Regions from separate parts of the Homo sapiens genome. Here region 1 is linked to region 2. The links are chromatin contacts, found by Hi-C in ENCODE. All regions are on one chromosome and are shown on one strand. Each heading gives the region's core, a stretch centred on a gene start or an enhancer-like site at or near the end of the contact. The rest is flanking DNA. Distances are from core to core; before and after follow the strand shown.

Region 1 (5,337 bases), core at 1,210-3,709, 280 kb after region 2:
CCTGGAATAGAAGCCATCATTCTTCATGAAGTTTGCTGAGAATTATGTATCGCAGCCTGGCAGCTTCCTGTTCCCTCGTTAGCCTGCATATCCCACTTAACGAAAGATTCGCCATGCACTGACTTGTATGTGACTCACAGTGTGCACAGTATGCACTGACTGTGACCTGTCCCCAAATGAACACAGTACCAGTCTAACGTACCACCTTACCTATGGCTCTCTCCCATACACACCCAATCCACTGCAGGCAAATGATCTACCCACAATCTCCCAAACACAGTCTTCACTGTCTGGTCACTGCTCCTTTACACGTGGCATTCACTCTGCTTGCAGAGGCATTTTAGAGTGGATATCTAAAGAAGGAGATTTCTCCCAAGCATGCACATAGGAGGGCACTGGTCTGATGCTCTGATTGACAGTTCACTACTGCAAAGAGGACAGATGAGAAAGCAGCTCAGCTCTTTGATGCTAAGGAAAAAACACAGAACCTCACTTATCTATATGTAATCACAAACTTTAGTATCCATCAGTACCAAGCCAAAATAGTTCCTGTTTGGACATACATTATTAGAAATTAACAACAAAATTTAGTAAATGGTTGGCCAGTTCTGAACGCAGAATAGCCACCTCTGAGTGAGCATTTTGATCAATCTAACTCACACATTTCTGGTTCAACAAAGTTATTAGATGAGAAGACCCAAAACGGTGTGTAAATGGGACACAGATTTATAAACAGTTAATTTATAATCATATATGGCAAATTAACCTGTATGTCACTAATGTGCCACCAATCATAAGACATGCCATCATTTAATCTGTCATGAAGAAGTGAAAAACTCAATTAAACGGTGACATCATGCTTCCTGATTAGAAATGTTCATTTTTTTGTTATGCTAAATTTACATAAATACATATTTATTTAAACAACACGGGGCCACAATATGAACATCTATGCCCAAGTTTCTGCATGCCCAGCAATGACTGCCACCCTGACAATGGTGACTGATATCATCAAGTGTAACATGCATCCTGATTCAAGTTGTTCAACTGTGACACAACGGGTACCTTAGCACTGATGAAATATGGTACCCGCCTGCGTCACATGAGCTTCTCATGATCCAGCAGCCTCTCCTCACCTGACACTGGCTCTAGTCCCCAGTAATGACTCTGATCCTGTTTGTCCTAGGAGTCTTCTCTTCCTTTGTTTCCCACTTCCCTCACTGGGCTACTCAGTAACCAGTTAGCTGTTAAGGCGCAAGCCTTTTTTTATTTTAATTTTTATTTTTTCCAAAACTCCTCAACAATTGCAATTGCCACTTTGTTTCTACTATTATTGCCCTTGACTTATTTCTTTATTTATTTAAGTTTCTTTTGTTTTTAAACAAGAAGGCTGGGTACAGTGGCTCGTGCAGATAATCCCAGCAATTTGGGAGGCCGAGGCAGGTGGCTCACTGGAGGTCCTGAGTTCAAGACCAGCCTGGCCAACATGGCAAAACCCTGTCTCTACTAAAAATACAAAAATTACCTAGAGGTGGTGGCACACGCCTGTAATCCCAGCTACTCACATGGCTGAGGCAGGAGAATTGCTTGAACCTGGGCAGCAGAGGTTGCAGTGAACCAAGATCGTGCCACTGTACTCCAGCCTGGGCAACAGAGCGAGACCCTGTCCAAAAAAAAAAAAAAAATCTCAAGGCTGGGCATGGTGGCTCACGCCTATAATCCCAGTACTTTGGGAGTCACAGTACTCAGGATCATCTGAGGTCAGGAGTTGAATACCAGCCTGGCCAACGTGATGAAACCTCGTCTCTACTAAAAATACAAAAATCAGCCGTGCATGGTGGCATATGCCTGTAATCCCAGCTACTTGGGAGGCTGACACAGGAGAATTGCTTCAACCTGGGAGACGGAAGTTGCAGTGAGCCGAGATTACGCCACTGCACTCCAGCCTGAGCAACAAAGTGAGACTCCATCTGAAAAAAAAAAAAAAAAAAAAAACCAAGAGAATCTTCCATCATCAATTGAAAAACAGTAACTGCCCTTATTCTCACCCAGGAGGAGAGAATGAAAAAATGTTATCATTTTAATATCTTTATAATTTTAGTACCATGTACATAACATGAAGTTTACCATTTAATCATTTTTATTACAACAAAATATTTTTTAATTTTTCTGCTATTGTTGTCATATACTTTACTTCCGTGCATGTTATAAACACCATGATACATTGCTATAATTTTTCCCCAAGAGGCTTTCAGAGGTCTGCAATGAGTTAGGGTTGAAAAAACAGTGATCCAATGTGCTAGTTCAAAGACTGCCTCTCCTTGGCTTCCAGGAAGCCTTCTAAACCTACCTTTTCTATTAGCCTACCTTTTTTTTTTCTTTCCAATCTTTTAAAATTCTATTACAGATGTACAGCAAGATCAAAGGGAACACCTTGTCCCTGGGGCTTTAGCTACTGGCTGGAAGAGAAGCATAGAAATGTCTTTAACTCTTTCCAGTGGATATCACTAAGGTTATCCAATCATCCCATGACCACTCGGCCAGAGGGGGTGAGATCACCCCACCACATCCTTTACATGCACACACACACACAAACACACACACACACACAAACACACACACACCTTTCAGGCTTACTGTTGCCTTTTTATTTACTTTGCTTCACCTTGGAAGAGACTGTTAATGCTCATGCTAACCTGATTTCACCTGTATAAAAATGTCCAGGGACATGTGGGCATTCTGTGATTTGTCCTGGTTCTAAATATCCCTGAGGGTGGTCCTGACCCACATAAAAACAAGTCTGCTTCAGAGCCAGCTTCAAAGCCTACCTCTCTGATCCCCAAACCTCAGGTGATCGCACTGTCCTCTGGCCAGTGATGGTTCTTAGAGTCTGTACTTCCTATTTGATATTTATACGCAATGGCGTGCTGGTAAATGTTTAGCACCTGGCTCTGGGGGTGGAGAGGTAGGAGTCTGGGTTCGGCGGGTTTATAGATTCAATTTCTGTGGTGTAAACACTCCCACCATGGCTATTTCAAGCCACCAGTATGATGTCACTGACCACAGTCAGGAAGAGACGCAGAGTGGCATATTGTTATGTAGTATTTCTACCACACAGATATAATACACATAAATAACTTCAAGATCAGAGATAATACTGAAAGGTAATAAAACAATTAGTAATGAGTTTTGACTATTTATTATCTTTGTTATTAGTATACTTTATTTAATTATAACTTTATATAATTTAATTTCTAATAATGGCTGTGTTTAATAACCAGCTCACAAAACTGGAAAACTTAGCAATTGGCTTTTGCAAGCCAGTAGGAGCAGCTCCAGCCCACAAAAGTAATAAAGTATATGCTATCTTGTATTATTATTTTAAATCTTTTATGTCCCCAACTAAATTATATACTTCAGATTATGAAGTTATTTGTCTTAAATACTTCTTTTTATTTACCATGCTGCTAAACACAAATAGGTAATTAACTTCTTTTTTTTTTTTTTTTTTTGAGATGGAGTCTCACTCTGTCGCCCAGGCTGGAGTGCAGTGGCACCATCTCGGCTCACTGCAACTTCCGCCTCCCAGGTTCAAGAGATCCTCCTGCCTCAGCCCCACTAGTAGCTGGGATTACAGGTACGTGCCACCATGCCTGGCTAATTTTTGTAGTTTTAATAGAGATGGGGTTTCACCATGTTGGCCAAGCTGGTCTTGAACTCCTGACCTCAGGTGATCCACCTGCCTCGGCCTCCCAAAGTGTTGGGATTACAGGCGTGAGCCACTGAGCCCAGCTGGTAATTAACTTCTAACATTAATAACGTTTACTCATTGTAAATGTTTTTGAGAGGCCACTAAAATTCACCAATAACAAAATTTAGACTGGGCCCCAAATCTGACCCTTCCTGAATCATATCTTTAACCTAGAAAGTTTATGCACTAAAAAAATTTATCAAAAAAGATATATTGGCTGAGTGAGGTGGCTCACCCCTCTAATCCCAGCACTTTGGGAGGCCGAGGCTAGTGGATTGCTTGAGCCTAGGAGTTTGTGACCAGCCTAGGCAACATGGCAAAACCCTGTCTCTACTAAAAATAAATGAAAAAAAAAAAAAAAGATGTATTACTGACAGTGTAATTGAATCATTTCTGCTACCAGCTATAAGATTGCCTACCATTAAGAGCAGCGGTGACCAGCTTTGTTATCAATGCTGTTAGGAACATTGATTAACTTTCAACCCCAACAAGCAAGCAAGCCAACTCCTATGACTGCTGAAGTGAGCGCTCTAAAAGAGAGAGTATTCTTGGAGGAGGGAGCCCCGTGGTGGGTAAACAAACTGAGAAACTTAGCTAACCAAACTTGCAAGAATGATCAGTCTCTTTATAATTTACGGTTACCAAGAATTGGCATGTAACCCAAAATGTCAACTTATTATCAAGGAGATACTATCATTATCCTACTGATGGAATATCTTCCCAGTAACAATGATATTGGTATTCATTAACCAGGATTCTTCCTTCCCAGAAACAAGGAATCAGATTAGCAATGAGAAGGATATTTGTTGTGTATCAACATGGAGAATTTAAAGGTCTTGAAGCATATATCCTCTAGATATGAAAAATCCAAACGAACTATCTCTCTTCCACAGTGGAGTGTATCTATTTGGTGCAAAAGTAATTGCAGTTTTTGCCATTAAAAGCAATGGCAAAAACAGCAATTACTTTTGCACCAGCCTAGTATCTAATCCCCAGACTATTAATATCTACCAAAGTGTGTCTGTCATCTATGAAAATTACTGGTAAAGTCTGTGAAAATTTTCACTGAAGGTCAGCAAAGGCACTATTATCTCATGCTGGAGAAGTTACAAGTGAATACTAGTACTAGTAACTAGTATTCATTAATACTAGTTAGCTTTGTACACTACAGTTCCATGGCAGAGACAGCTTACTGAAAATATGCCCCAGTTCAGGGTTGGCAAATACATAGCACATGTGCTGTCCCCATCCCTTCCCATACTCTTGGCAGACATCACTAATTGATCACTACACTCTTCCTTCATTGAGTCTTACAGTTCTTCCCAACACAGCTCTATATGCAGCACTACCAATCCTGGCCCTGAGCTCCAGAAGAAGAATTAGGAAGCAAGGCATGTGCAGGTTTCTCACAGGGAGGTTAAGGACTACATGGAACTAAGTGCATTATTTCAAGTTCATTTTGATAGCTTGCTGTTAGAAGGTTAATGTTGTTGCCTGCTGCTCCTTACTGTAAACCCCTAGGTCCTGACTACCGAGGGGATATCAAGGGCTCTATGTTGGCTTTGGTTTTTCTCCTCTCCAGTGTT
Region 2 (5,228 bases), core at 2,609-5,108:
AAATATATGAAACATTTTTAACAAAGTATTATCAAATCAAAAACAGCAATATACAAAAAGGTAATACAGCATGGTCAAGTTAATTTATCCCAGGAAAGCAAGGTTGGTTTAACAGTAAATCAATCAATGTAACTGACCATATTAACAGAATAAAACAGAAAATCCATATGATCACATCAACAGATACAGGAAAAAAGGTGATAAAATTCAATCCAAGCACGGTAATTTTTCTTTTTTAATAATTTTTTTTTTTTTGAGACGGAGTCTCGCTCTGTCGCCCAGGTTGGAGTGCAGTGGCACTGGAGTGCAGTGGCATGATCTCAGCTCACTGAAACTTCTGCCTCCCAGGTTCAAGCAATTCTCATGCCTCAGCCTCCCGAGTAGCTGAGATTACAGGCGTGTGCCACCATCCCCTGCTGATTTTTGTATTTTTAGTGGAGACGAGGTTTCACCCTGTTGGCCAGGCTGGTCTCGAACTCCTGACTTCAGATGATCTGCCTGCCTCAGCCTCCCAAATTTCTAGGATTACAGGCATGAGCCACAAGGCCGATAATTTTTTTTTTATATATAACTAGGTATCAAAGGTAATGTCTTCAATCTGATAAAGGGAATCTCAGAAAAACCTACAGCTAACCTCAAACTTAATGATGAAACATTTAATATTTCCTGCCTAAGATTAGAAATAATGCAAAGATATTTGCCAATACTGTTTACATTCACAATGTTACTGGATGTCCCAGCCAGCAAGAAAAAAGATATAAAAGGCCTATAGGTTGGAAAGGAAGAAGTAAATTTGTCTCTATTCACAGATAACATGAATGTCTAGTTAGAAAACATCAAGAACTCTACAAACAACAACTAAAACTAAAAAGTAAATTGAGCAAGGTTATAGGCAGAAAAGTCAATATATATTTAAAAATTCTATTTTTATACTAGTCATAAGTGGAAAATTAAATTTAAAAAACAATTACATTTACAATAGCATTAAAAAAATATTCAGGAATAAATTTAACAAAAGATGTACAAGATGTCTATGTTAAAAACCATAAAATACTGCTCAGAGAAATTAAAGAAGGCCCAAGTAGATAAAGAGACATATGTTTGTGTATTAGAAGACTCAATGTTGTTAAGATGTCATTTCTCCCCAAATTGATTTATAGTTTCAAGGGAATTCTAATCAAAATACAACAGTTTTATTTGTAGACATGTACAAGTTAATACAAAAATGTGTATGGAAAAGCAATGAACTTACAAGAGTCAAGACAATCTTGAAAAATAATAAAGGTGAAGGATTAATATCTAATATCATAAAGCTACATTAAAAATATACCATTTTATGGTATATTAAAAATATCTTCTGGTTTCTTTTGTGTGTTATGCCACACCAACTTAGCTACATTTATGACTTTCAATATCATAATTATGATATTAGATACTATGATATTAGGTACCAATACCATGATACTGGTGTCAGGATACCATATAGACACATAGACTGTGGTTGTCTACAGGAAAAGGATAAGGAAGGTATTGACTAGAAGGGCAAGTGAGAAAACTCCTGGAGTGATGACAATGTCCTATATGGTGCTGTGGCTAGATCCACAGATACACAGAATATACACTGATTAAAACTCAAAGTACATATGTAAAATCTGTGCATTTAACTATGTGTGAATTTCGCATCAATAAGAAAAACAAGAAGGCACACTGGTTTTTGTGTTTCCTTTGTCTTCATAAACATAGACAATCTGCCAAAATGCATCACAAAGCTGAGGTTATTTTTTTTTTTTTTTTCTTTTTGAGATAGAGTATCACTTTGTCGCCCAGGCTGGAGTGCAGTGGTGTGACAGCCTCGACCTCCCAAGCTCAAGCAATCTTGCTATGCTACCCAGGCTGAGAAGATCACTTCTTATAAGAAAGAATCCATTCCCTATTTGGTATAGCTAGAAGGCTAACTACTTTTGGGTAACACATAAATATCCCCGAATTTTTTAATTTTACAGTAATTTATTCAAATTTGTGAACAACATAAAACAAGGTTTATGCCAGAGAAATGAGCACCATATCATTGTTGAAAAGAAACTGGATGACCCAAATTTTATAAAACTAAGTTTTCAGTCCTTTCTAGAGAAGTTTAACCCTATTATGATGGCTTTATTTTTTCATTCACATTAACATCAGTTTATAAAATCAACACAAAATAAATATCTAATAAGTCTTTAAGCACTACGATAGCAAAATTTAAATCTGAAGGAAATTTTAATACTTAGTTCACAATCTTTTCCCTTAATTTGTAAGTAAAGTGGTTTAGCTTACATTTCCTTCTCCATTTCAAGTTGTTTACTCAATTCTGTGGCTCTGAGCTCTAAATCTGTGTTCAGCTGTCTTTGCTGTTGTAGATCTTGCAAAGCCTGCTCCTTGCTTGCTTTAACTTCAAGACTATCAGCTTCTAGTTTCTATGAAAGAAATATGATATGGCAGCCATTTTAATATTAGTAATTATCAATCTATTATTAAATACTATAACATTTTTGTTTATATTCAAACAGGTGTGACATACAAAAAAAAATTTATTATAATAAAAAACATATTCTGAAACCATTACTAAGGGTGTTATTTATTTTAAAATCTTTCAGAAGACCCAGCAGAAAGCTTTATACATGATAGACTGCCACTAAGTGTTGGTGTTTAAAATTAATTCTGGGCTGGGCGCGGTGGCTCACACCTGTAATCCCAGCACCTTGGGAGGCAGAGGCAGGCAGATCACTTGAGGTCAGAAGTTCGAGACCAGCCTGGCCAACATGGTGAAACCTTATCTCTACTAAAAAAAAAAAAAAAAAAAAAATTAGCCAGGCGTGGTGGCCGGTGCCTGAAGTCCCAGCTACTCAAGACGCCGAGGCAGGAGAACGGCTTGAACCTGGGAGGCAGAGGTTGCAGCGAGCTGAGATCGCACCACTACACTCCAGCCTGGGCAACAGAATGAGACTCCATCTCAAAAAAAAAAAAAATTAATTCTGAATGAAACAATCAACTTAAAAGAAACATAGAAACATAAATAGTTATTATCTCAGTAAAAGTTATTAACTCAAGTATGAAAAAATAAGTTAACAGGTTCACTGATCTACTCACTTAAAACATATTATCTTTTATAGTCACAGTTAAAAACACTGATGTAATTATAAGATATTTAAAACTAAAATGAAGTTCTCACGTACTCCTTCTCATTAACACCTATTGATCCTAAATATAAAGCCAATTAAGTTCCTGATTTTGCTTCTTTAATCTCTTGGACTAGATGACATTGTTGTTCTTCAGAATATAGTTTGCATCTCACATGTATACATGTAATTATGTGTGTATTTTTACAAACTTACAAAATCAAACTGTTGAATATAAGTTTGAAAAGCTTTACACAATGCATTTCCTTGCAGTGGTAGTGATTTTGCACACTAAATATTTTATAAACTGATTGGTATCTGTAGCCCTTACCATTGACCTACACTGAAAATATTCATTAAATAAAAGATATTTGATGTAGCTAAATTAATTATACATGTCTATATAAAAAATATGATACTCCCTAAAATGATAATTACAAAGTGTTAGAGCTGATAATCACAATAAAAACTCAGTTCTAAATAACCACTATTTTTAATAGGTACCCAAAAAGAATTCTCATTAGACACTTTTCAGTAAAATAATACTTCTGTTATTTTTAACCATGCCTAAAGTACCTTGCCTTTGCTATTATCGTTTGTCATAAAGAAAAAGGAACCTATAAACAGAATTGTAAATGTAATTATTCCCCCATACTATATTGGTATGTATGTACATATATTCATTTCATGACTCTAAACTTATACACACACGCTTCACCGGGTTGAGGAAGTATAAGTTACATATATAGTAACTTGAGAAGTTTTTGTTTAACTGATAGTAGCTCAATTTTTAAAAATTTTTTTTTTTTTTATTTTTAGCCAAAGGCAGTTAAGCAGCAAGCGGTTCTAATTTGAAGGACACAAAAACTCAGGTCAAATCCTTCTGAGATGTCTAATCATCTTATCTCTTCAGTAAATCAACACATTCATATGGAGTTGTGTTAAAGTAAGATACAGTTTATCATAGTCTCAATGTGTTTTTAAATTAGAAGCAAAATCCAAAGGGTATAAAGTTCTAAAAAGGAAAAGTCTACCATATCTGAAATGTGATATTGGAGTAAGTTGGTAAGAGATGGAAGAATGAAGGAACAGAAGAGACTTCACAACAAAAAATTGAGAAGTTCCTTGTAATGGTAGAGTAGATACCTGGTTATCTGTCTTTGGAAAAAGTAACACATTACAATGGAATCAGTATGTAAGTTGACTGTCATTTATAAAAGATGCTCATTAAGGGAGACATTAAAAATAAAGATAGAATTCAAACTTAAGACATGAAAAATTACAAGCAATTTTTTAAAAATTTTATACCACAACTTCACCTTTCTTTGTTAACTAAAAATCTTTGATTCCATGTAGGTCATGAGATTCCATTGCTACTGAAGTAGAAAATATGACTAAATTCAACTTCTTTTATACAAACCTTAATTTGACCTTCTAGCTCTTCGGTTTTCTGTTCTAAAGAGAGGTATTTCTCTTTATATTCTTTAAGATGACTTTCCAGCTGACTGCAATGTTCTTGCTTGTCTTGTAACTTTGCAGTGACCTGATCCAACTGAGTAGTAATCTTATTTAACTCCTTTAGAAAAGTACAATTGAAGAAAACTTTGGTAAGGTTTACTATATTGTAGTGGCCAAATGTTCAACGTAAAATTGAAAACTCTAATTTTATTTAAAAAAATATTTGGAGTAAGAGCTCAGATAAATCTAATGATATATCAGAGGCTATACTTACCTACCAATATAAACGACATGAACTAAATTCTTGCATAGTCTGAGATCCTAAGTTTATATGTATAACAGTTTAATAACTTTTCAATGTTTATCTAGGAAGAATTATTTTAGGAGCCAAATATTAGCCAGGCTAATAATAAAATAACACTTTTATATTATAATTAAATATTTTCAATGTTCAAGACACCAATTTTTAAAACTATTTTTTAAAAATATTACAGTGTTTACATTTATGATGCTTTTCAATTCATTTGGAATATCCAGTTGCACAAAAAAAAAAAAATAAAATAAAAATTACTAGTAAATCTACTATGTACCAAAAGTAGGACACATACCAAA

The links. A loop is a pair of places that touch in the nucleus more often than their neighbours do. Pooled maps may share reads with other maps.
Region 1: a loop to region 2 is called in a pooled map, with 2.1 times the contacts of the local background. The contact joins two enhancer-like sites. A Hi-C loop is called at or near these places in 4 of 168 maps with a recorded cell type or tissue (CD8-positive, alpha-beta T cell, HCT116 and naive thymus-derived CD4-positive, alpha-beta T cell) and 9 of 50 pooled maps.

The regions. Positions count from the first base shown.
Region 1 is chr12:93,092,600-93,097,936 of GRCh38, forward strand. The region is part of intron 3 of LOC643339 (a long non-coding RNA gene); the gene reads right to left. It overlaps LOC105369908 (a long non-coding RNA gene), which reads left to right. Exons shown (of 4, transcript NR_188219.1): 2 at 3,516-3,637. Among named protein-coding and RNA genes, the nearest start is that of LINC02412, 79 kb to the right of the region's middle. Within about 2 kb of position 2,460, at least 2 of the 41 ENCODE cell types and tissues checked have a DNase peak (open chromatin) inside an H3K27ac peak, as active enhancers do.
Region 2 is chr12:92,806,701-92,811,928 of GRCh38, forward strand. It overlaps EEA1 (early endosome antigen 1), which reads right to left. Exons shown (of 29, transcript NM_003566.4): 17 at 4,579-4,734; 18 at 2,317-2,456. Among named protein-coding and RNA genes, the nearest start is that of PLEKHG7, 110 kb to the left of the region's middle. Within about 2 kb of position 3,859, at least 2 of the 41 ENCODE cell types and tissues checked have a DNase peak (open chromatin) inside an H3K27ac peak, as active enhancers do.